2 separate regions of the Mus musculus genome follow, and region 1 is linked to region 2. The links are chromatin loops, found by intact Hi-C in ENCODE. Cell type or tissue: gastrocnemius. All regions are shown on one strand. Each heading gives the region's core, and the rest is flanking DNA. Links, peaks and the distances in the headings are about the cores only. Region 1 has its middle 94 kb from the start of St8sia2. Region 2 has its middle 7.5 kb from the start of Gm26176.

What was found. A loop is a pair of places that touch in the nucleus more often than their neighbours do. Peaks named below come from ENCODE experiments on the same cell type or tissue, not always from the same donor. Only the 100,000 strongest peaks of a DNase experiment are listed, where the experiment ranks them.
Region 1: a loop joins it to region 2, with 8 times the contacts of the local background. A loop is called at or near these places in 6 of 42 quality-filtered maps.

Annotation. Positions count from the first base shown.
Region 1 is chr7:74,101,739-74,114,579 of GRCm38, forward strand. No RefSeq gene overlaps it. Among named protein-coding and RNA genes, the nearest start is that of St8sia2, 94 kb to the left of the region's middle. In gastrocnemius, for the core only: a CTCF peak has its summit at 6,828 (motif pointing left); DNase peaks (open chromatin) are centred at 5,622, 6,014 and 6,879.
Region 2 is chr7:73,647,150-73,659,990 of GRCm38, forward strand. No RefSeq gene overlaps it. Among named protein-coding and RNA genes, the nearest start is that of Gm26176, 7.5 kb to the left of the region's middle. In gastrocnemius, for the core only: CTCF peaks have their summits at 7,226 (motif pointing right) and 8,811 (motif pointing right); DNase peaks (open chromatin) are centred at 7,244, 7,471, 8,835 and 10,289.

The DNA.
Region 1 (12,841 bases), core at 2,500-10,499, 450 kb after region 2:
GCAAATAAGGTAGAGGGTGTTCAAGGAAGATGCTTGACATAATACTCTGGCATCAACACATGCACACACAAGTATACATACATACACATACATATATGCAAACACATGCTTATGTGCACTCATGGACAAGAAACTTGGAAGACAGAACATGATGTAGATGAACCAGGCTATGTCTCTGTCCCCAGGTGTCTTGTAGCTGCTTCGGAGTCACCTCCTGCTTACCTGGAAGCAAGGGGGGAAGAAGAAACTCTGAGCCCTCATATTCCTAAATGACTCCCAAAGTATCTTTTTGAGCCTTTCTGAGCAGGGCAGGGCGTGGTGTGTGTGTGTGTGTGTGTGTGTGTGTGTGTGTGTGTGTTGTTTGGGAAAGAGTCAGTAGAGGGGACTCCAGGCTCCTAGTCCAGATTCATATTTTGAATGTCACCTAAGAAGGGAAACCAGGCATCCTTTCCAAGAGTCTCCTTCTAGCTCTCTAGTTTCCAGCTGGGCGAGAGCCACCTTTAAGCCAAGGGCCTGATCCTTGCTCACAACTCTCCTGACATTCTCTGGGACCTTTTCTCTGTTTCGAGTTCCATTCCATACCATACCTGGGCTCTTGCTTTGAATTTAGTAGCTGTGACTCTTCTCTCAGATCCACTTCACTCCCTAGTAGAAGATCTAGCTCAGAACTTGAACTAGTCAACGTGCTACAGAGCACATGCTCCTTCACAAGGCCTCCAAACACCAAACGTGGCTTTCCTGGCTCATTTCTTTTCAATGATGCGTCTCATTCAAGCCCTGCCCAGTTCTGTACCTTCATCCAACATCATGAGCTGGCAGCTGCCAGAATGCTAGCACCCCCAGCATCTAAGCATCTCTTTGTGGGGACAAAGGCAGTGTTACACATATACCATAAATATTTGCAGAGGTTTACTCTATGGAAAAGAGGGATCCTTTGCTAACATCATTGAAGGAAACATGATAGGAAAAGGGGAAGGGGGAGGGAGAGGGGAGGAGAAGGCAAGATCTGTGGCAGTGATGGCACTGTGAGCTGCTGTCTCTCTTCTGGGATCTTTGTTATGAGGGTGATAACCCCCTGCTTTGCTTGAGAATCTTAGTTTGATTTCTGTAGTTGAACGATGAATCTTACCTAATACAGTTCTATTCCCTCCAATGAGGATTAACATATAGCCTCCTCCATATAGTTGCTTTTCTAGGACACAGCTTGCTTCAGCCTCATGTCTGGTGGTTGTGCTTTAAGTCGGGGGCTAGAACCCTTTGTCAAGTTACTGAACACCATATCTCAGTTTTTATCATCTTTAAAATGGGAGAAGTTAAGCCATACTGCCAAGGTTCAGATGAACATTAGGTAAGATGTCCATAAAGTACTTCGTAAGTAGAGCTTGAAAGTGTTAGACAAGCATTTTCTATGTGGGAGTTATTATCTATTGTGATTCTTTTTCTCCTCCTGTAGCTGGTTGGCTCCATTCAGATGGAGATTCTGGGTATATGCAATGGTCTTTATTTCATAAGTAAAGTGAGCCTCGGCAAAGGTCTAAGTCTTTTGTTCCTGATAGCCTTCTGACTCTTTCCTCTTTTCTTACCCAACCCATCCTCCTCAACTCTGTTCCCCACCTGTGTTCCTTACTGTGGCAGACATTGCTGTATATCTAAAACACTAGCTTCCTTTCTTTCCTACTTATTACCAGAACTCTGATTTTATCTACATGGAATATACCCAGCTGAAGGTGAAGGGCATGATGGAGCCTGTGACAATGATGAAACTATCACCTGATGTCTCTCTTCTGGGAACCTTGTGGTGGGGATGGAGCAATAACTCTCTCCTTGGTTAAGTCATCTTAGTTTGGCTTCTGTGGTTGAGTGATGGACCTTAACTGATACACTGGTTCTATCCTCCAAATTAGGAACTGCCCCCTGGACCCATTCTCTACAGTAGCTTTACCAGAACATGACTTACTTCAGGCTCACATGTATGAGCCATGGAGTGGCCTCCTCTATGATATGACTATGTGACTACTTGTTCGTGCAGTTAGCTAAGAGGTCTCAAGCATCGCTACTGCCTTTCCCAAGTTCTTTCTTTTTTTTTTTTAATATTTTTTTATTATTACATATTTTCCCCAATTACATTTAGAATGCTATCCCAAAAGTCCCCCATACGCCCCCACACTTCCCTACCCACCCATTCCCATTTTTTGGCCCTGGCATTCCCCTGTACTAGGGCATATAAAGTTTGCATGTCCAATGGGCCTCTCTTTCCAGTGATGGCCGACTAGGCCATCTTTTGATACATATGCAGCTAGAGTCAAGAGCTCCGGGGTACTAGTTAGTTCATAATGTTGTTGCACCTACAGGGTTGCAGATCTCTTTAGCTCCTTGGATACTTTCTCTAGCTCCTCCATTGGGGGCACTGTGCTCCATCCAGTAGCTGACTGTGAGCATCTACTTATGTGTTTGCTAGGCCCCGGCCTAGTCTCACAAGAGCGAGCTATATCTGGGTCCTTTCAGCAAAATCTTGCTAGTGTATGCAATGGTGTCATCGTTTGGAGGCTAATTATGGGATGGATCTCTGGAAAGAAATTAGGGAAACAACACCCTTCTCAATAGTCACAAACAATATATAATATCTTGGCGTGACTCTAAGGAAGTGAAAGATCTGTATGATAAAAACTTCAAGTCTCTGAAGAAAGAAATTAAAGAAGATCTCAGAAGATGGAAAGCTCTCCCATGCTCATGGATTGGGCAGGATCAACATTGTAAAAATGGCTATCTTGCCAAAAGCAATCTACAGATTCAATGCAATCACCATCAAAATTCCAACTCAATTCTTCAACGAATTAGAAGGAGCAATCTGCAAATTCATCTGGAATAACAAAAAACCTAGGATAGCAAAAACTTTTCTCAAGGATAAAAGAACCTCTGGTGGAATCACCATGCCTGACCTAAAGCTTTACTACAGAGCAATTGTGATAAAAACTGCATGGTACTGGTATAATGACAGACAAGTAGACCAATGGAATAGAATTGAAGACCCAGAAATGAACCCACACACCTATGGTCACTTGATCTTCGACAAGGGAGCTAAAACCATCAAGTGGAAGAAAGACAGCATTTTCAACAAATGGTGCTGGCACAACTCGTTGTTAACATCCCAAGTTCTTTCTAACTACTCATCAATGACAATCACGGAGAGGCTTCATCAGATCTCTCTCATTTGACCAGATAGATAGCTCTCTGCTTCTAAATGTAAGAGGAATACTGTAAGGTATGTGTGGGAATGGACTGCTTACCAAAGATATTGCAGAACAGAGAAAAGCAGAATTGGCCTAACAGAAGTGTAAATGGGAAGACAGACCTGACTTAAGCATGCTCTCATAGTGTCCGTCCATGAGTTTCTTTGGTGAATTTATTTGCTTAAACTTCTGAACAGTGAGGAGATATGGCTATGTTAAATAAAACACACAGTACAAGAAAAAATTATGAAGATTATAAAACTAGATTCATGCCTGATTCTAGCACACAGGTACAATCACCTATTGCTCAGTGAGGGGGGGCATGTTCTGAAAAAAATGCAGTTAGGTGATTTCAACCTTGTGAAGACCTCAGAGAGTGCCCCTGTACTAGCTAAAATGGCTACATCACTGGCAGTACAATCCTAAGGGACTGCCATAGTATATGTGGGCTGTTGACTATTACATCATTCTGGTAGCACAGAATGAGGATGCTCTTGGAACTAGCCTATGGATGCACTGATATGATAAGAGAGACTAGAATAGGCTGTAGTATCCAATAGCTCAAACAATAGTGCTTACAATCAAAAGTGAATGGGATTGATCTTGTGCTCATGTTCCTTGATTGGTACAGGGGAGCTCACTGGAGAACCTGTATCAGCAATGAAATATCCCAACCTGCGATCATGAGTACCACTTCTACTCAAACTCACTGGCCAGTGCTCCTACTTTGGGGGAGATGAAAATATCAATTCTCTCCTTTTAAGGTCCCAACAACAAAATAAGTACCAAAGTTTGCCCAGGAGAACCAATGCTTTTATTAGGCCTGCAGAGAAGTGGGCAGGGATGTATGGACACGAGAGTGGATGACTTTGAAGCAGTCACACTAGAAGGTCTGTTCCCAGCATGGATGAGAACTCTCTCGTGGTCACATGCATGTCACCCCCTAACTCCACTCTAGCCCTTCCTCTCTGAGGTCACTGGCAATTAAAGCAAAGTTGCATACAACTCATTGGCAGAAGGGGTGGGATACTCAGGTGAGGGTCTCATGTCTCTACTCCTATAAAGGAAGGCCAACAGTCGACACGTCCATCTCTGATGATCTTTTGCAAGAGGTTACAGTTGGTTTAATGAAGAGGGTGGCAAGTTGGCTTGAAGGGTAATCCTGTACAACAGCTGGTATGAATCATATGGTTCCTCCCAACCACAGTGTAACCCAGAGATTCAACCATGTGCTTAGAATGGGGAGGTCCAAGGATGTCTGCTTAGTAGCATTGTGGAGGGTGCACACAGTTCCACAGTTTCCTTTCTTTCTTTCTTTCTTTCTTTCTTTCTTTCTTTCTTTCTTTCTTTCTTTCTTTCTTTCTTTCTTTCTTTCTTTCTTTCTTTCTTTCTTCTTCTTCTTCTTCTTCTTCTTCTTCTTCTTCTTCTTCTTCTTCTTCTTCTTCTTCTTCTTCTTCTTCTTCCTTCTTCCTTCTTCTTCTTCTTCTTCTTCTTCTTCTTCTTCTTCTTCTTCTTCTTCTTCTTCTCCTTCTCCTTCTCCTTCTCCTTCTCCTTCTCCTTCTCCTTCTCCTTCTCCTTCTCCTTCTCCTTCTCCTTCTCCTTCTCCTTCTCCTTCTCCTTCTTTCTCCTTCTCCTTCTCCTCCTTCTCCTCCTCCTCCTCCTCCTTCTCCTTCTCCTCCTCCTCCTCCTCGTCCTCCTCCTCTTCTCCTCCTCCTCGTCCTCGTCCTCCTCCTCTTCTCCTCCTCGTCGTCCTCCTCCTCCTCCTCATCTTTTCTTCTTCTTCTTCTTCTTCTTCTTCTTCTTCTTCTTCTTCTTCTTCTTCTTCTTCTTCTTCTTCTTCTTCTTCTTCTTCTTCTTCTCCTTCTCCTTCTCCTTCTCCTTCTCCTTCTCCTCCTCCTCCTCCTCCTCCTCCTCCTCCTCCTCCTCCTCCTCTTCCTCCTCCTTCTCCTCCTCCTCCTTCTTCCCTATTTGTATTTTGGAGATACATGAAGTGCTTATAACGGTGCCAAGCTCATAAATAAGTATTTATTATGATGGCTTTACATGTATTATTGTGAAATAATAGTTAGACACATACAAGAAACATAACAATAGGTGTGTGAGGGTTTATTTTTTGACAATAGAGATGTCTCATTAAATAGGTGTCTTTTGAATCAGACAATGAAATTTGAGACTGGTCTGTATTTTTTCTGGTGCTGTGAGGGAATAAAGGAGAAAGGAATGTTGGAGCTTAGGAACTCCATCAACACAACACGGAGATAGCAATGTAGGCAAAGTCTAGGCCAGTTCATGGGAGAAAAATGTGCGTATTGGATTCTTGGCAAAAGTCCCACACCCTGCTGAGCCTCAGAGCCTGTGGCCAACTCTGCAGTCGGTGGCCTTCTGGGGCCACATAATGATGAGTGCTATTGGGCTGACTTGTGTTTTCTGCCTGGGAAAGGACATAAATTGGCATGCCCCCAAAGTCCTGCTTGCCTCTTGGATCGAATTCCTTTGACCATGCAGGACAGCCACACAGAGCCCTTTAAAAAGCACTTTTGATGATTTAATTAAATCTGACAGATTTTTTTAAAAACTGCTAACTGGAGACCTCAACCATATTTCTTGTCTATTTTTTCCCCTGCTTCTAAAGGTTAACTGCAGGCTTAACTCCTTCATTCACCCAGAACTGTATTTGTAGTAAGCCTCCCAGGGGAACATCTTTTTCTCTCTCTATGATGGAACCTACTTCATCTACTTGGCTGGGGTGGAGTAAGTGCAGAGGCAATCTGTCATCTTCTGGATAGAGCTGGGTCTGTCTCAGCATCCGCATTCCCCTCCAAAGCTAAGTGCAGTTCAGATGCTGTTCAGAGACAGAGCAGCTGCCACATCACTCCCAAGTGGTCCTTATCACCAGCATCTCACAAATCCTACCAGTCACATAAAAGTTGTGAATGGAGACCCTCAAAGTCAATGATATTTGGGAGTCAGTCTAGCTTTGGGACATGAATACCTCAGAGATATCTGAAGGTTAAGAAACAAATAACAGATAGACAAGATTCTTTCTTAACTCGATGCAGCCTGTCTCTCTATCCCAGAAGTGAGCGACTTGATTACTATTAACAGGTTAGCAAAGAAGGAAAAGGATGAGGAGGAAGTCAGCCTTGGGTGAACATCTTCACATGGAAGCATCTCCCCCAAACCCCATATTACTTCTCAGTGGTCTGACCCTTACTACACATGGCAACACTGAGGTTCACATATGTTGGAGGATTTGACTAGGCACATGGGTCAGCAGCATATCCAAGGCCTGGAACATGTCTTTGACATGTCAGATGTTTTCTCCAGTCTCCCTTATACATAATTGGCTCAAGGCTTCCTCAACACTCAGTAAATTTCCATGCTGCTGACATCTCTCCTGGGGTCCTGTGCAAACTCTGTTCTTCCCTGTCAGAACCTTTTGCATTCATCTCCTGTCCCTACATCACTAGCCTCCAAACCTATCTCCCTAGGGCCCATTCGCTCAGACTTCTTTCTTTAAGTCTAAGGGGATGGATGCTATAGGCCCAAGAGAATGCTCATCACTAGACAGGAAGAGAGCACATGCCCCCTGGTGGGGAGGATTAGAATCTTCAGAGTAGAGAGAGGGAGATGTTTATGGTCTCTTGACAGGGTCGAGTTTACAGATATTTCTCCATTGATGAAGATGCTATGTCCAGAACCTCTACATGTGCTGTACATGGCACATCTTTTGAATGTCACAGCTTGCAGCACTGTGCCCTGGCGATGGCATGGCTCACTGGGAACTCCCAGTTACTGCCACCATTGAGCCCAGCAGTACAGCCCAAGAATAAGCCATTCTCCATTTCTAGCTTGCTGAGAGGCGGAAAGTCCCAGACCCAGCTATGGTTTCTGCTGGGCAGCATGTCATCTGGTTAATTCTGCACCAGTGTAAAGCACCAGCTATGGTTTCTGCTGGGCAGCATGTCATCTGGTTAATTCTGCACCAGTGTAAAGTGGAACACTCAGGAGCTGAACCAGCAGATGTTGGCCATCTCTGCATTTCTTCACTGCCTTTCAGCACGGTTTATCCACTTTGAAATTTTAAGTAACTCTAAAGGCCATGAGATTTTTATATTTGTCAGAAGAGGGCTTGCATTTGCAACTGCTGAAAATGCTGATACGACTACAATGAAAATTTATGTGCCTCACGTTGATGTCTGTACTTTAAAAATGTCTTGGAGACATGAGTCATATCCACTGAAATAGGCCTCTAAATAGGACCATAGGCTCTCCCTGGGTGATCTGGAGTCAGAGTGATTCTCTCACCCCCACGAAGGGGGAATACTTGTGTATCTTTGTAAGACTGTGCATATTTGAATAGAGATATGCTACTCTTGAGCCTGAAAAGCCTTTACAGGGGTGCAAGGCCATTCTACACACATCGAATGCTGTTTTTATTTTATTCTTTCTTTATTAGGAATTTCCAAAGTCAAAGGACCTCAAGACAGAAAGCTGAAGAACTGGAGGACTCAAAAATATTATGAAAAAAATATGGGTATCTGGAGACTATGAAGAGATATGGGACTCTCTCCATACATTTCCTCAGGACCCCTTCGCTTCCTGTCCCTATAGTGGTGACCTCCATGACTTCTATGGAGGAAGTCTAGAAGTCAAGAGACAAAGGCATCATGGAAATGAATAGCCATGACTACATCCAATTAAGAGGAGAGATGTAGCAGGGGAGCTATCAAAGCTGCTGTGTTCCTCACTTGGTCAGAATTACAAATTGTTTGGCTTGTCAAATAAAGAATAATGGAGAAGGAGTGAGTGAGAAAGGGAGTGAGAAAGAGTAAGAGAAGGAACTGATGCTGATTAGTCCATGTATTCTATCTATCTATCTATCTATCTATCTATCTATCTATCTATCTATCTATCTATCATCTATCTGTCATCTACCTGACTATCATTTATCTGCCATCTACCTAACTATCTACCTATTCATCTATCTGTCATCTATCTATCTATCTATCTATCTATCTATCTATCTATCTATCTAATCTAATATTTTATTTTCAAAGCAGGGTTGTGAGTTGACTTATATCACCTTGAAAAATACATGAAAATCTTAACCCCTAGTATCTGGGGATATGACTGGTTTTGGAAATTGGATCTTTGCTATCAAGTTGAAATGAGTTATGCTGAGTTATGTTGCAGAAAACATGAGTTTGATTTTCAGCACCCATGTCAAGCATCTCACAACTAACTGTAACTTATGACATTGCTCACAAGGATTGATGGGGCTCATCAATGACATTATCTGCCTGTCACCTAACTTGTCAAATCATCAAAGAAAGTCCATCATCCATAAATCTGATGGTCTCAGTGACGGAGTGGTGTGATGTGAAGCTGTGGCAGAGTGCAGTGGAAACAAGGGGTCTCATGATACCACATCACCCAGCTCCACTGATAAAGGGATCATAGAAGGAAAGGCCAGCTATTGTCTTTCCTGAGGAGGGAACAGGGGAGTGGGGATTTTCTGTAGAGACTCTACAGTGAGAAGGGCTGAGCCTGAGAGAACTAGATGCTTTTCTTGGGTAAATGCTCAGGGATTCAGCCGAGGGGCCTGGTATATCACATTGGCTCAGCAAAGGCTTCTCCACTTAGAAATAGTGGCAGGGGGAATGAGTTCCTGCCTTTCCTCCAGGACTATGGCTGCTGGGGTGTCAGACAAGGCTCCCTGGACTATGATGAACTCCTAGGAAAAGCCCACGTTGGGAGAAACTGAAAATGTCGGCACTGAAACCTGACATGGTAAGTTTACCCCAAATTGACTAAAATGATATTTTCTGCCTTCAAGCAGAATAAGAGTTTAAACAGAATATGTGCTGAGTTGTAGTGAAAATAAAACTACATTTCTTGCAAACCTGAGTTTTATGAACTAAATTGATACTTACTGTAGTGTTTGCAAATAGCTACAGTGGGGGATATTGGGAAGCTAGTACATCACAGGCCACGACCTGCCAGGTTTGGTTCATCTGAGCTCTTGGTGATATATTTGCTGGCAATGGTACTCCAATCATTGTGCAGTCCCTGGGGCCCTCTGTGTCTAGAACTTCCTTTCATGGAATCCACGGTGCATATTCCCCTTGCCTGGTAGACAGTAAAATGGCTCTCTTGGTTCTTAGTAAGAAGAGAGGGTAGATCTGGGTCCTCAAAGCAACATGGTAATTGATGTCAATAAGCATCCCAGAATAGTACAAGTCTCAAATACATCACCCCCTTTTGATAAATCAAGGTGGGAGTTGAGGTGCACAAAAGACCCAATGGATTCTATTAAGTTCATGAGACCTATCAAGATGCAAGGCCTTTCTGGAAGGGAAACGTTATCACTGGTATAAATTAGAGGTGTGTCTGCCTAACCAAAAACTGTTTTGCATGTCTCATTTATCAGCTCTCATGACTGCCCTGCTCGAGTCAGGACCAGCATCAGTGGAGGAGTTCTTTGTAAATGGCACCTGATGCACCCAAGGGCTCTTTCTGTACAGCATATGATGTCTTCAGCAAGGGAAGTGTGTCTATTCCCATTTCTAGCCAGCTCCACTGGGAGCTTTGCTTCTGTGGTTCTTCCGTCTGTCCCCTTTGGTATAAGCAGTTTGTCCCCAGCACCCTGCTTATCCTGCACTCCTAGGCTGTTAGGATGTGACTACCTCCTGTTTTGGCTGTCCTCGTGGGCTGGTGCAACATACGCTCATTTCTCACCATCCACCTTCCACCATGTGATGCTGCCACTGACCCAGAAAGAATATATTCTTTTGGGGGTGGGTCTCCTGTGCTAGACAGAAGAAATTCAGCAAGAGTTAGGTAGACACACCTTTATTTTATATCAGTGATAGCTTTTTCCTTCCAGAAAGGCAGAGTTGAACAGTCTCTTTCTTGGTCTTTGGAATAGACTCTCGCTTCTATGTGGTATCGATTTGAGATACACAGGAGACGGGTGATGCATACAAGTTGACTATGCTCTTGATTTACTTTAAAATTTGTGGAGTGCCTGCTTTGTGTTATATCCTCATGAGGCCAGGGAATGCCCAAGACTCATCTGAATCTCTGCAAACAACAACAACAACAACAACAACAAAACCCAGCAGGGTGCAGGGAACCTTGTTGGCATGAATACAGTGTTACCTCCCTGTGTATATGTTACTCACATCCCCCACACAGCAGAACTGAAGGCCATTGTAGATTCTAGAAGAGAGAGAAAACATCTGGACAGAGCCTGTGCCATTTAGGGATTTCTAGCTGAGAGCTATAGCAGCTCCATCTATTATTGGACTTCAAAGAGAAAAACAACACCCCCTGCCCCAAACTTATCCGGAAGGAAAAACTTATTCCTGTCCCTGGCTGAAGGCAAGACCAAGCAAGTCCAGATGGGTTTCATCAGTAAAATTGCTCACTGGTGTATAAAAGTATTCCTCTTGGCTTCTGGGTGATAACATTTACCGAAGGGAATAATGAATGACAGTCTTTTCCTTAGATGTTTCAATGCTTGGTATTTTTATTTTATTTTAATTAGGTATTTTCTTCATTTACATTTCCAATGCTACCCCAAAAGTCCCCCATACCCTCCCCTCCCACTCCCCTACGCCTCCCCCCCCCCCGCCACTCCCACTTCTTGGCCCTGGTGTTCCTCTGTACTGAGGCATATAAAGTTTGCAAGTCCAATGGGCCTCTCTTTCCAATGATGGCCAATTAGGCCATCTTTTGATACATATGCAGCTAGAGTCAAGAGCTCCGGGGTACTGGTTAGTTCATATTGTTGTTCCACCTATAGGGTTGCAGATCCCTTTAGCTCCTTGGGTATTTTCTCTAGCTCCTCCATTGGGGGTCCTGTGATCCACCCAATAGCTGACTGTGAAAACCCACTTCGGTGTTTGCTAGGCCCCAGCATAGCCTCACAAGAGACAGCTATATCAGGGTCCTTTCAGCAAAATCTTGCTAGTGTGTGCAAAGGTGTCATCATTTGGAGGCTGATTATGGGATGGATCCCCAGGTATGGCAGTCTCTAGATGGTCCATCCTTTTGTCTCAGCTCCAAACTTTGTCTCTGTAACTCCTTAATGCTTGGTATTTTTAAAGCTACACAGGCAAAATCAAAGCGTGTGTTCAAAATGTCATGGTATGATTTTTTCCCCTTATTTATGTATTTGTGGAAATTTACCAGTTCCTTTATATCTACCTTTCAAAAATTGATTGTTCTTATGCACTTACTCTCTTTGCAGCAAAAATCATTACAAAAAAAAAAGTCCACAACCAATCAAAATACAGAGCATAAGTGGCCGTGTAGTGACTAGCCCAAAGGATACATTTACAACTCAACTCTTGTACCCAAGGTTCAGGGATCTAGTGAGGGAAGAGGAGGTGGGAAGATTGTAAGAGCCAGAGGAGCAGGAAGTTTGAACACCAAGAAGTATGCTAACCTGGGAGAGGGAAATCCCATGAGGCCTCAAACCTATACAAAGAACCACGGAAAACCGAGAGTGGGACACGTAGTCTTCTTCAGAGAAGAACCATAAGCTGGTTATCCAATACCAAGTCATCAGCCTGAAATCATAAACACATGAGTAACATTATACAGACTGAGGAGGCGATACTTAGGAAAACACACACACACACATTTTACATGTATGTAGCAATAATTTAAGAAAATGAGACCATGAAATTTAGAGAGAGAGAGAGAAAGAGAGAGAGAGGGAGAGAGAGAGAGAGAGCGCAAAGGAGGTACATGGGAACTAGGATTGGGTTGGGAGGAGGATAAGAAATGGGAAAAATTATGCAATTATATTTTAATTAAAAAAATAAAATAATGATTGTCATATTATTAGGTTGTCCCCAGTGTTTCATAAGAATAAGTGAAGGTAATAAAGATTGCTTTGTAAAGCAAATTCTCCTCTGAATTTGCCTTTTCTTTTATATCATAGTTTTCTAATGTGACAGACTATAAAATTTTAGGCTGTCAAATCTGCTAATCTGCGTACCCACTGTTTGTATGCTTGCTGTTCATCAGGACTACTCCAAGGTTTTTAGGGCACTTGGGCACAGCAAACCATCACCACTTCCTAAAAGCTAGTGTGTGAAGCCACCTACAGAGTAGTTTACTGGCAGAAGTCCCTCTGTGGGGCTGACATACTTTGTTTCTGGGCTTCACACTGTCTTGTGAGTGATGACCTGTTGGTCAGGAAGTGAAGTTTTCTTGCCACCTCCTGTCCTTGGGTATGCTCTGGGAAGCTAACTATTTTTGTTACCGGTCTCTGCTGACTTTTCAATAACCCTTCTCCCCTCCCCTCATCCCCTCCAATTCCAAGTCCTTCTGGTCCTCATAGCACACCTTCTGTAAGCTCCTAGGATGCCAAGTGTTTGCTTTTGCTGCGCTGTTTTCTCCCAGAAGGTTAAGGGCCACGGAGCAAGCATTGTTCTCTCCCTGTACTAGAGCATTGCTACAGCGCTTGCATAGGTGTTGAGCTGCTTACTAGGATCTGACCTTCTTTGCTTAACATATTTCCTTCCTAGGGTCCAGACCTTACAATAAACAGGTCCCCTTTGACTGCAGGATAAAGCCTGAACCTCCCTCTGTCC
Region 2 (12,841 bases), core at 2,922-10,921:
TCTCTCTCATCTCATGGTTCTGGCTGTTCTCTCCCTCATATCTATAATAAAGCCACACCAGCAGGCATGTCCTCATTTTTATTCAGTACTAACCTCGTGTTTTGGCTTCTGTGGTTCTGTTTCTCACTAACTGTTCTTGCCAACCGCAGTGTGTCAACCCAGGATTTGTTTTTTGTGCTGAAATGACCAAGAACAGTGAGGTTTGGGGCTACGTGATTTGGGCAAGTTCCAGTGCAGCTGGTGAATAAAACCTTTCTATTGGGCTTTAACAGTGCCCATGCGTGTTCTGTGGACCATGTGATTTGGGTGGTTCTGTTCTAGAAGATTTTTTTTTTTTTTTAATGATGGGGTTTCTAGTACCCTCCATGTTTACACAGGGAGAGAATAGCTTTTCTTTCCTTTTTTTCCTATTGGCCTCACACTTACGATCTTTCCAACAGTGTCTTCTTTAGTTTCCTGAAAACAATGCCATAGGCTTGGTGAACTGTCAGAGATGTGTGTTTGTGGCTCAGGGAAACACGGCAGCTGTTTAAATGTGCTCCAATCACACAATGTTTTGGTGTTTCTAGGGCTAACAGGCTAGAGATGAGAAAAAGAAAAAGCACATTGGTTTAATCATTATTTACACAATGCATTTTATGGGTCTACATAAACTATGTGTTGTTGACCTTTAATGAATATAGGCTTAATTAGATAATTTCATTGTATTTAAAGAGACAATATAATTATTTTAATATGCTCTTGATTTGTTTCCTCTTACGTCTACACGTGCCTTTGTCTACTGGTAAGGCCCACAGGTATTACTGTCCTAGAGAATTTCTTTTCAACTGTTTTCTGGTTTGCGGTTTGCAGAAATCTGATCTCACTGACATATGGTACTACTAAATTGTTTAATTTCCTAGGATACACTACAGTGACTTTTGTTTTAATGGAGACCTGTATTTCTAAAAATCTTAAACTTGATGACCTGAAATGGGACTTTTTTCAGTAGCACTTTGAGGCTAGACTCTTTATCATCTTAGGCAATAAGTGTGGAGCAGCTAAGACAGCCCTCTGGTGTTGGTTCACGGAAGTGCAGGCGAATTGTGACACAGGTTAAGTGCTCTTGCTGCTCCTGAGGAGGACTGGAGCTTGGGTCCCAGCACTTATTGATTTATTTTTCTTCTCTCATACGTTACATCCCAACTGCAGTTTCCCCTCCCTCCACTCTTTCCAGTCCTCCCCCTTTTCCCATACCGTCCCAATCCACCCCTTCTCTGATTCCCTTTAAAAAAAAAAATCGCCGGGCGTTGTGGCGCACGCCTTTAATCCCAGCACTTGGGAGGCAGAGGCAGGCAGATTTCTGAGTTCGAGGCCAGCCTGGTCTACAGAGTGAGTTCCAGGACAGCCAGGGCCACACAGAGAAACCCTGTCTCGAAAATCCTTAAAAAAAAAAAAAAAAGATCAGGGTTTCCCAGAGATATTGAACAAACAGTACAAGTTAAAATAGGACTAGGCACAAAACTTCATATCAGTGCTCGGCAAGGCAACTCAGTAGGAGGACAAGGGTCCCAAGAACAGGCAAAAGAGTCAGGGTTCCCCCCACCCCCAGCACAGTTAGGAATCCCACAAGAACACTCAGCTACACAACCATAAGAGGACCTAGCTGAGACCCATACAGGGTCTGTGATTGTTGCTTCAATCTCTGTGAGGCCCCACGAGCCCTGCTTATTTGATTCTGTGGGCTATGTTCTGGTATTCTTGGCTCCTCTGGCTCCGGCAATCTACCCCGCCCCCTTTCTGTGAGGTACCCCTGGCTTTGCCTAGTGTTTGACTGTAAGTCTTTGCATCTGCTCTTTTTTTTTCTTTTTTTTCTTAGATATTTTCTTTATTTACATTTCAAATGCTATCCCGAAAGTTCCCTATACCCCTCCCCCCCACTCCCCTACCCACCCACTCCCACTTCTTGGCTCTAGCGTTCCCCTGTACTGGGGCATATAAAGTTTGCAAGACCAAGGGGCCTCTCTAGAGCTAGAGTTTGCAACTGCTCTCATTAGTTGCTACATGATGCCTCTTTGATGATGTTTGGCACCCATCTATGAGTATAGCTGAATATAACTGGGGATTATTTTATTGTTTTTTTTTTTTTTTTTCTCAGTCCTGTTTGGGTCTATTCTGGGTCTCTTGACTATCCAGCCTTTGGTTCCTGGTCATCCAGGCAGTGTGAGATATGGGCTCTCTCTCTTGTGGTAGAGGCCTCAAGTTGGACCAGTCATTGGCTGGCCACACCCACAAGTTCTATTCCACCGTTACTCCGGCACATCTTGGAGGCTGATTTCCAGTACTTAGATAGAGTGGCTCACAACTGTCGGAGACTCCAGTTCCAGGAGACAGGATGCTTTCTTCTGTCCTCTGTAGAGACCAGGCACAAACATGTTATACATGTATGCAGATATTCATACACACATACAATTAAAAATCAATCAATCAATCAACCAATTTTGAGAGGAAGACTGTGTTCCATAAGTCCAGGCTGGGAAGTCTGACAGGAGGACGGAGGACCCAGCCAGACTCCAGAGGTTCCTCTCTTGTAGGCTTTTAAAAATGTTCAGGGCACCGAGGGACTCATTCTTGACAAAATAGTGATTTTTGGTACCTCAAAAAGAAAAGCTTCAAATCTATGATACTTGAGCATAATCATATGCAATTTAAGGACAAACTGTCTTATAAATGTTCATTTATATAATTGGATTTTAGTGTTTCCTCATACCAAATATATAACTATATGAACTATCCTCAAACAACTACTTAACTCATGATAGAATTGTATATTTCCCACATACACACACAGAGACACACAGACATACACACACATACAGAGAGTTTTGTTTTGTCTTTTTTTGAGACACAACCTTATATGGACTAGGCTAGCCTTCAACTCACTATATAGTTGAGGCTAGCCTTTAATTCCTGATCTTCTTGCCTCTACTTATCAAGTGCTGGGATTAGCGGCATATACCACATGCCTGGTTATTACATATATAGTAATTTTAAAAAGATTTGCTTATTTTATGTATGTGAGTACACTGTCATTGTCTTCAGACACTCCAGAAAAGGGTATCGGATCCCATTACAGATGGTTGTGAGCCACCATGTGGTTGCTGGGAATTGAACTCAGGACCTCTGGAAGAGCAGTCAGTGCTCTTAGCTCCTGAGTCATCTCTCTAGCCCTATACTATATATTTTAATGTAATTATATGCTGTTTGTTTTCATGAAAACACGTTTGCTTCCTGGTGTAATGATATATGAGCAAGTAGCAGCTGCATATCCCCACAGCCACAGAGCAGTTTGTCACTACAGTTTTCCCACCATGGTGTACTGTATCCCCTCACACCATGGGCCAAAATAAACCTTTGCTCCCTGGAGTTGCTGGAAGACTTTCCCCCAGGTTTGACTGGGTACCGACCCAGAGACTGCTGCATCAGGGTCAAGGGGGCCAGGCTGCATACTGGGCTGGCAGCAGAGCAGAGAGCATCATCACCCACGTGGTGCTGGCTGTGTACGTAGGTAGAATGGGAGATCGGGGGGGGGGGGGCCCTCGTAGAGGGGAGTGTCACATTCCTGAAAGCTGCTGAGGCCAGGCAACGTGTGACAGGGTCATAGTTCCTGCAAGGATGACCCAAGAGGAACTCAGAAGAGCTCAGGATGTTGGTGATGCCAGAAATGTGGGCTCTCAATCAAGGACCCCTAAATAGAGTTGGAGGGTGGAGCTGCCTAAGTCTTCTGAAATCCAGATAGTGAAGTGAAAACTTAAGCATTCTTTGGAAAGACATTTTTGTTGGATGGGGTTTTGCTGGGGCAAACATGTGAAGGAGTGTTTCACTGAAATGGACACAGGTGAAAGGCTAAGGCAGACACAGGTGAAAGGATGTTCTGCTAAAGCAAGCATGTGAAAGGACACTCGATGAAAGATTCTTCTCTAATGACATGCATGCATCGGTCCGCTTTACATTGTGTAGTTGAGCTCCATTTGTAAGGACTCCACAAAGAGAAATGCATCAGAAAAACTTCTGGTGGTGTGCTGCGGCTTCTTGCAATTGGCAGAGTGTTGTCAGCTGAGTCGTGTGGTGAGGCAAGATCCTTGGAGGACACGTGATGTTTGGAGGGAGTATAACTAGGACTCAATTCACCATGAACTGGGCTTGCTGATAGGGCTAGCTGTGAAACGCTTGTTGGTCTTGTCTCTTCACTGATCTTCACTTCGTGGAGAGACGCAGAGCTGAGAACTTCTCCTGCAGTCCCTCCTGGTCCCTCCTGCTGACTCGTGCTGATTTGGCTGAGACCTGGCTGTTCCTGCTAGACTGTGCCACTGCTGCTCTCCCAACATTACCGAACTGGACTGCTGACATTATCTATGAAGTGTTTTTGAACAGACCGAGCTGCTGGCCTATTAACTGAACTGCTGATTTCCTGACAATTCAGATAGGATTTCTAAACAGGTCCACTTCCCCTGTATCCTTTATTTTCCACTACCTCTGGTGGGTGGTGGGCTAGAAGGGAGGTTAAAGCATTTATAAGAACCATCATTAAAGAATACCCAAGATACAAGATACAATTTGCAAAACACATGAAACTCAAGAAGAATGAAGACCAAAGTGTGGACATTTTGCCCCTTCTTAGAATTGGGAACAAAACACCCATGGAAGGAGTTATAGAGACAAAGTTTGGAGCTGAGACGAAAGGATGGACCATCTAGAGACTGCCATATCCAGGGATCCACCCCATAATCAACCTCCAAACACTGACACCATTGCATACACCAGCAAGATTTTGCTGAAAGGGCCCTGATATAACTGTCTCTTATGAGGCTATGCTGGGGCCTGGCAAACACAGAAGTGGATGCTCACAGTTAGCTATTGGTTGGAACACAGGGCCCCCAATGGAGGAGCTAGAGAAAGTACCCAAGGAGCTAGAGGGGTCTGCAACCCTATAGGTGGAACAACAATATGAACTAACCAGTACCTCCCGAGCTCATGTCTCTAGCTGCCTATGTATCAGAAGATGGCCCAGTTGGCCATCAGTGGAAAGAGAGGCCCCTCGGTCTTGCAAACTTTATATGCCTCAGTACGAGGGAATGCCAGGGCTAAGAAGTGGAAGTGGGTGGGTAGGGGAATGCGGGGGTTGGTGGTCTGGGGGACTTTTGGGATAGCATTTGAAATGTAAATGAAGAAAATACCTAGTTAAAAAATAAATTAAAAAAAAGAACCATCATTAATTTATGGTTTGAAAAAATTAAGGTTACAAGATAGTGGCACCAAGAGCCCCTGGTGGCAATGTTCTCCCTGCTGGGTTTCAGTTCTTTTGGTCTGATCTTTTGCTACCTTCCTAGTCCTCCCACTTGGAATGGGAATGTCCGTTCTGTGCTGTTTTATAGGGGAAGAATTTAATTTATTTAAAATATAATTTTCTTTTCTTTCCTTTTTTTTTTTAGATTTTAAATTTATTTTTATTATATGTAAGTACATTGTAGCTGTCTTCAGTCACCCCAGAAGAGGGAGTCAGATCTCATCATTACAGATGGTTGTGAGCCACCATGTGGTTGCTGGGATTTGAACTTCGGACCTTCGGAAGAGTAGTCGGGTGCTTTACCCACTGAGCCATCTCACCAGCCCCTCCTTTTTTTTTAAAACTAGATATGTGTGTGCTTGAATGTATGCATGAACCCATGTATGCAGGAGCTTAAGGAAGTCAGCAGGCATCAGGTTCCCTGAACTGGAGTTACAGTTCAGTTGTGAGCCATCAATCATGTCAGGGCTGGGAATTGAACCCTAGGTCTTCTGCAAAAGCAGTCAATGCTCTTAACCACTGAGCCAATTGTTTAGCTTCCCTCTCTCTTCCCCATAGTTAAGAGAGTCTCAGAAGGAACACTGGGCTCTGAAACAGTGTTGGAAGTATGGGGACGCTGTTTTGCAAGGAATCTCTAGGAGGTGGAGCCTCGCTGGAGGAAATGCTTTGATGGAGAGTAGGTCTTTACGTTCATGGCTGTTCTACTTCCTGTCCCATTTCTGCTTCCTGGTCCGCTGGGATGTGATCAAGTCCTGCCATGTGCTCTCACCACTATGGGGCCACCAGCCACCATCCCTTTCCTTTAGTGATGGTTATATCCTTTTAAACTATAAGCCAAAATAAACCCGTACTAGTCAAATTAGTAAGCGGCAGAGGAAGCTGGGAGTGGTAATGCCTGCTTGCAATCCCAGCATGCAGGAGGCTAAGGCACGGCTGGGAGAATAGCTTGGCCTATGTGTAGGAAGGCTGCAGCTCGGCAGTAAAGCACCTTCCTGACGAATTTAAGGTCCTGAGTTTGATTCCCAGTACTACAAACAAAGGCAACAAAACCCGATGGTCCTATGCCCATGTTCTTCATCATAGTTAAACAACCAAACTTGGGATTTTCTTCGTAACACCATGGCAAGAGGCTGAGGGTGGGCTCTAGTGAACACCCCGAGGGTGAGCTCGGAAGCCGCTGGTTTTTCAGTTCAGGTCCTGACCCTGGCTGACACCTTAATTCTAGCCTTCTGAGAGAGCCTGAGGCAGGATCTAGCTAAGCTAGGCCCAGTGTGTTAGTCAGCTTTCTGTTGCTGTGACAAAAATCCTCTAGGTAAATAACTTCAGAGGATAAAAGGTCAGTTTTGGTTTGGTTTCTGGTTTCAGTCGACAGTTGCTTGACCCAGTTGCTTTGGGCCCTGGGCAGCGGAGTATATCATGGTAAGAGCATACAATGGAGGTGTGTGCTCACCTCATGACAGTCAGGAAGCAAAGACACAGGATGGCTTGGGTCCCCATATCTCCTTTAATGACATGTGCTCCTGACCTGTCTTCTTTACATGTCCCCATCTTGTTCCACCATCTCCCAACAGCCTGGCTTTTCACTTGTCTTCTTGAATGCTGTACAACCTGAGTCAAGTTCCATGCGGTAGGAACTGGTGTTTCTCACTGCCATTTGTTCCTGCTCCTCTCTTTTTCTTGGGAACACCAAGGGGTTATGTCCCAATTCCTTGCGTGTGGATGTTAATTGTTGGGCTCTGAGCAGAAATTCGACTGGTCCCTTAAGGCTGAGGCGAGAATGAGCTGTGGGCTTTCTCACTTTATCTAAACCTGTCCCTGGAAGGGGAGGGTGATGGGGCTGACACAGTTGGAGAAGGTAACAGAGTTGCAGTGTGGAGAGAACTTGGCTCTCTATATAACTGACCACTAGAGGGAGTCCTCCCCACTTACTGGACAAGGCTGCGGAAAGGCAACCCTGTTGTCACTTGTTAAACTGTGAGATTTTTTTTTTCCTTTTAGTAGCAATTCTCTATTCTGACAAACTTGATATCCAACCCCTCTGAATCGTGGCTATTTTTGGCTGCTTGGTCAGTTAAACGGATTAACTTGGTGTATAGTGCTGGTGTGCGGTCCAGGGATGCCAGCTGCTGTCTGTGAGCTCCGGAGAGGATGCAGATTTTTGCCAGCAATGTCAGGACTCACATTCTCACAGCATCACCAGAAGGTGCCAGCGTGCCGACCACCTGATTGGGCCAGCCTCTGTCCTAAGGATACTTGATGTGGCGTATCAAGACCAGTGATGAGACCACTCTTGAGACCAGTGATGAGTGCAGTGTTAGTCCCAGTGAGGATCGTAGCAGCTGAGGCCATGACGAGTTACAGACACAGCAAAGGGCAGACTATAGACTCCCAGTGCTTCAGCCTCAAGACAAGCTCCATGAGTTTTTGGAAAAAGTGACAGAGAAAAAAATTATGTCTCTCTACAACGTCCATCTACTTTCTTTCTCTCTGGGGAAGCGTTGCTTTTCCTCTTCAGCTTTCTCTCCACGACAGAAGGATCTGCCTGCATAAATTAATCTTTCGGCTTATGCTTGGCTCCAGATGTGGAAGGACGGTCTTCCTTCTTTCTCTGTTCCAGGGTCCCATGTGTGTGTTTTGTTTGAATCCTGTGGGCTCTGTGTGAAGCTGTGCAGAGGGAAATTGGTTTGGGAACCCAGCCCATGTCCCAGTCTTTCCCAGCTCCCCTCAGCACTGGGTCTCTTGAGGCCACAGGGACACTTTAAAGCTCTTACCATTTCAAAGACAGTACAAACTGTGGTGGGATTATAACTCTGAAAGTGGCCTTTTCCCTTTTTCCCGTGGAGTGTTCCAGAAGCACCTTCCATTTCTTTATTTCTTTGTGGAGCAGAGGAAGATTTTGTTTGCAATCCCACAAGAATCAGAAAAGTTTCAACTTTTGGGTGTTTTTATTCAAATCCAGATACATCGGGGCTGGAGAAATCCATCTGCCTCTAGCCTTATTTTTTTTTCCAATTTCTATGGCTTCTTTGGGAATTTTACATTATGCACCCTGATCAAATTCATTCCTCAGAATTTCCATGTCCTTCCCTGCACCATTGTGGCCTCCCCCAACCCCCAAAATAAGATAAAAATTGGACCCATGTCCAATTTGAGTCATTTGACCACTGGAGCATGGTCAAACTCTCCACGGCCTGCCACTTAAATAGAACCGAGTCTTCCTGTTTCCGCAGAAGACGTCGCTTGTGGGGAGCTACACTTGAGCATCCTATCACACCTTTTAAGAGTTCTCTTTCTGTTTAGGTTCACACTCTTTTTTGAGATCGGATTAGGAGGTGTTTAGCCTCCTCAGCATCCTGGCTTAGTCTTCCAAGTGCCCAGATTACACACTCAGTTTAGAGGGTGAAATATGTTCAACAATGTAACTTTTTTTGGTTGTTATTTAAAAACAATGTGATTAGACAGAAACAGCCCTATCTTTGGGGTTTCGGAAACTGACAGAAGATGGCGCCAGAGAGCCGATGTGGAGATGGATGGGGTCCTGAGCTGAGAAAGTCCCTGAAAACAAGTGGCCCAGGAGCATCTTAGCATCCTGGTATGTCTCTCTCTCTCTCTCTCTCTCTCTCTCTCTCTCTCTCTCTCTCTCTCTCTCTCTCTCTCTCTCTGTGTGTGTGTGTATAAAAGCCATCATTGCCCAGGACCATCTTAGCATCCTGGTGTGTGTGTATATGTGTGTGTGTGTGTGTGTGTGTGTGTGTGTGTGTAAAAGCCATCATTGCCCATTCTCCCAGGCTCACTGTATCACAAGACTTGGAATAAGCTTCCCACAGACTTTGCCATCCTCAGAATAGCACCTATGCTGGGCACGGGCTGCACACCCATCAGTGTGCACTTGCTGGTTGAGATAGGGAGATCCTGAGTTGAAGGTCATTGTAGGAAGCCAACTCTAAGATGGCGCCGGTTTCCGGTGTGCCATTGTCATAAACAACATCAGCGCAGGTGTAAGCCCTGCCAACCCCTCCCGAGCGGGTACATGCTAATTAGGTGACAGCGGTTCAACCTATCCCAGGAGGACACGAAGCCTTTCCCTGTGCTGGGGTGTATATAAGCAGACCTCCCTGCTTGCCCGGGGTCCCCGTAGCAGCATCGAGATGTTCCTGCAATAAGGGCTGTTGAGAAGAATCCGGCCGTGTTGTGTCTTCCTTGATGGCCGAGGTGGGCGCAACAGGTCATCATGGACTACATTTCAAGTGTGAGGCCAGACTAGGTCCATGCGTGCCTATCTTAAAAAACAAAACCAACCAACCAACCAACCAAAGAATAAGAAAGAAAGTTGGTGGCACGAAGTCCACCATCTTGAAGATGCTTTTTGTTTTGGTTTTATTTTCCATTGTGAAGGATGGTGTCTGGTGTTAAAGTGTCCAACCACTGAACTACACGTCCATTCCATCATATAGTATCGAGCTATTATTTTTGCAGATAGTCTCCTGTATCCCAGGCTGGCCTCACACTGACTGTAAAGGTCAAGCTGATCTTGAAACCCTGGCCCTCCTGTCAACACTGGAGGATCTGTGGAGGAAATGAGATATCCCAGCCTCCATTGTGAGTCTTGCCCTTTACAGTTTGAGTGGAGAAAGCAGCTTTGTTTTAGGGTGGGAGAAACAGAGTCTCATGTGATCCTGGCTGACCTTAAACTCCCGATCCTCCAATCTTTCCTTCTAAAGTGGAGTGATTACCGCCTTGAACCGCCTCACTCAACTTTATCATCGTCATCATCGTCATCGTCATCATCATCATCGTCATCATTGTCATCATCATCATCATCATCAATAGACTGAAACAAGGTCACGGAGGAGCCAGGAAGCTTGGGAGGAGAGAGAGGCCAAGGCTGGAACCCAGACCTTTTCCTTCCAAAGGGCCTGCTACCTTTCAGGATGATTGGGCTTGGCTCGTGACCAGGTTTCCGTTTACCGAGCAGGAACAGCTCCTAAAGGAAGAGATGGTATCTCCACTGGGTAGTAATGAGCAGCAAAAACATCCCTGCTCGCTGGAGGCTCCGGCTGGGAAAGCTCAGCTCACTGGGAGTGGAAAGGAGGGAGGGAATGCTGGGAAGGAGGAGAGCAGAGAGGCCAGGGATCATGTGGCACCTTGAGCTGCCCGGGGAGGGAATGCTGGGAAGCTCTTCCTGGGGGAAGAGTGACTCACTTGTTCAGAGAGACTGAAGGACCACTTTGCTTCTGAGTCTTATGCTTCAGATCAATTGCAGGGAGACTGAGGGGAAGGGGCCACATGCGCCTACAGGCACGCAGCAAATTCAATCACTGACCGAGACCGGCAGACCAGGCTGGCTGTTTGCTGATCTGAGCCCAGACGTGAAACAGCTCAAGCTGGGAGAGGGAGGACCTAGGTAAGGTTGGCCTGGAGGAGGTGATACAGGAGTTAGGTCCTGAGGGATGAGTAAGAATTGTCTAGATGAATTAGGAAACAAGGGGCAGGGGTGGGCCAATGCTGTGGACGATGCTGAGACTCTCCCAATGTTATATATAACCTAGCATAAGAATTCCTAGGTTAGTCCTAGAAGTATTTAGTTGAAATTCAAGTGAAGCATGAATGAGGTTGCATTGGTCCTACATATCTTATAAGCTTTGTCAGAGAGTTTGGGTTTTACTTTGAAATCAACAGGGGATCTGCTGAAGGGTTTGAAACAGGGTGGCCAACACCTTGGCGTCTGGCTTTTCAACTGGAAAAAGAGAGGTAAGGTGAGAGCCTGTAGATAAGTGGCTCTCCCTCCAGACCAGGCTGGCTGTATTCCAGGCAGAAATGGGGGTCAGAGCTAAAACTGTGGATTAGGAAGGACCAGAAAGTGCTGTCTCCACAGCACAGCCCCAGAGGCATCATTCATGGACTCTGGTGTGAAGGATACTTCCTTAACATTGCTCACCACGCATCCAAATAATACTCTTTAACGTCTCATCGAGGAGAGATGAAGGGAATGAACGACGGTGATTTAATTCAGTCAAAGAGAACTGCTAGTACTGCATAGAGGACTCAGCCCATGAAGTACTTGCCTTGAAAGTACTGGGAAGAGGGCTCAGTCAATGGGTTACTTGCCTTGCTAGCAGGAACACTCGTGTTTGGTCCCCCTGACCCACATGAAAAAGCTCAGTATGGTGGCATGTTCATCACATGTGCTTGTAATCTCAGTGCTGAAGAGGCAGAGAGGAGTGGGTGGACCTTTGGGGTTCACTGGCCAGCAAGTCACGCTTACTTGTCAAGTTCCAGACCAGTGAAAAACCTTTTCTCAAAAATGTAAGGTACAAGCTAGGGAAGATGTCTCAGTCAACAAAGTGTCTATTGCACAAGAATGAGGGCCTGAGTTTGGACAGCCCCACCCATTTAGAAGCCAGGCATACTGGTGCATGTCCGAAACTCTAGTGGTCAATGGCGAGTTGCAGGTTCAGTGAGAGACATTGTCTCAAATATTAACTGGCTGGGTTAGGAGTCACTGGTACCATTCATCTAACCAGAGAACACAGGAAAGGATAGCTCTGTGAGGCCTTGGATGGGAGAAATGGGGAAGTTAGAAGAGGTGGAGAGTGGTTTGGGTTTTGGCACAAATTCTCTAGAGCAGGAATTCTCTGCTGTTTGCCCACCCCAGAGCACCCATTTCTTTGTGGTCTCTCATAGCCACCCTGGGGACTGGTCTAGGCCTAAGGCAACTAAGGTCAGGGTTAGATGAGAGGCTCTGAGGTCTGGAACGAGAACAGTGAATGTCACAAAGAAGCCCACAGGACACCCTGTGTTGTTTCCCTGGCCATGTCAAACAATGCACAATGAGCAATGTTAACTTTTTTGTGTGTTTGTTTTGTTTTTCAAGACAGAGTTTCTCTGTATAGCCCTGGCTGTCCTGGAACTCACTTTGTAGACCAGGCTGGCCTTGAACTCAGAAATCTGCCTGCCTCTGCCTCCCGAGTGCTGGGATTAAAGGCGTGTGCCACCACACCCGGCAAATATTTATTTATTTATTATATGTAAGTACACTGTAGTGTGTCTTCAGACACTCCAGAAGAGAGCATCAGATTTTGTTATGGATGGTTGTGAGCCATCATGTGGTTGCTGGGATTTGAACTCAGGACCTTTGAAAGAGCAGTCGGCGCTCTTAACCACTAAGCCAGCTCACCAGCCCATTAACTTTTTTTGGAGGGGAGGTGTCACACTTCTTCAGTATAACCACATGAAAGGAAAGCCTCCCAAACACCTGGGCCTTACAAGTGAATTCATGCCAAAAGCAGTCGGCTTCCTTTGTTATGTAGCTTGAGGTCCAGAGAAATGGGGATGAACTACCGGATGCCTGCCTGCCAAAGGACCCCTTTCTGAATATGGAGAGACAGCCTGTCTGGTTTCCAAGTAGGGAGGTGGAGCCGGCACTTTCCCCAGGGTCTATGCTCATCTTCCTTGCAGGAAACATTAAAGAGCATCCATAAAAGACATACTGCAAATTTTGTAGGCTGTAAAACT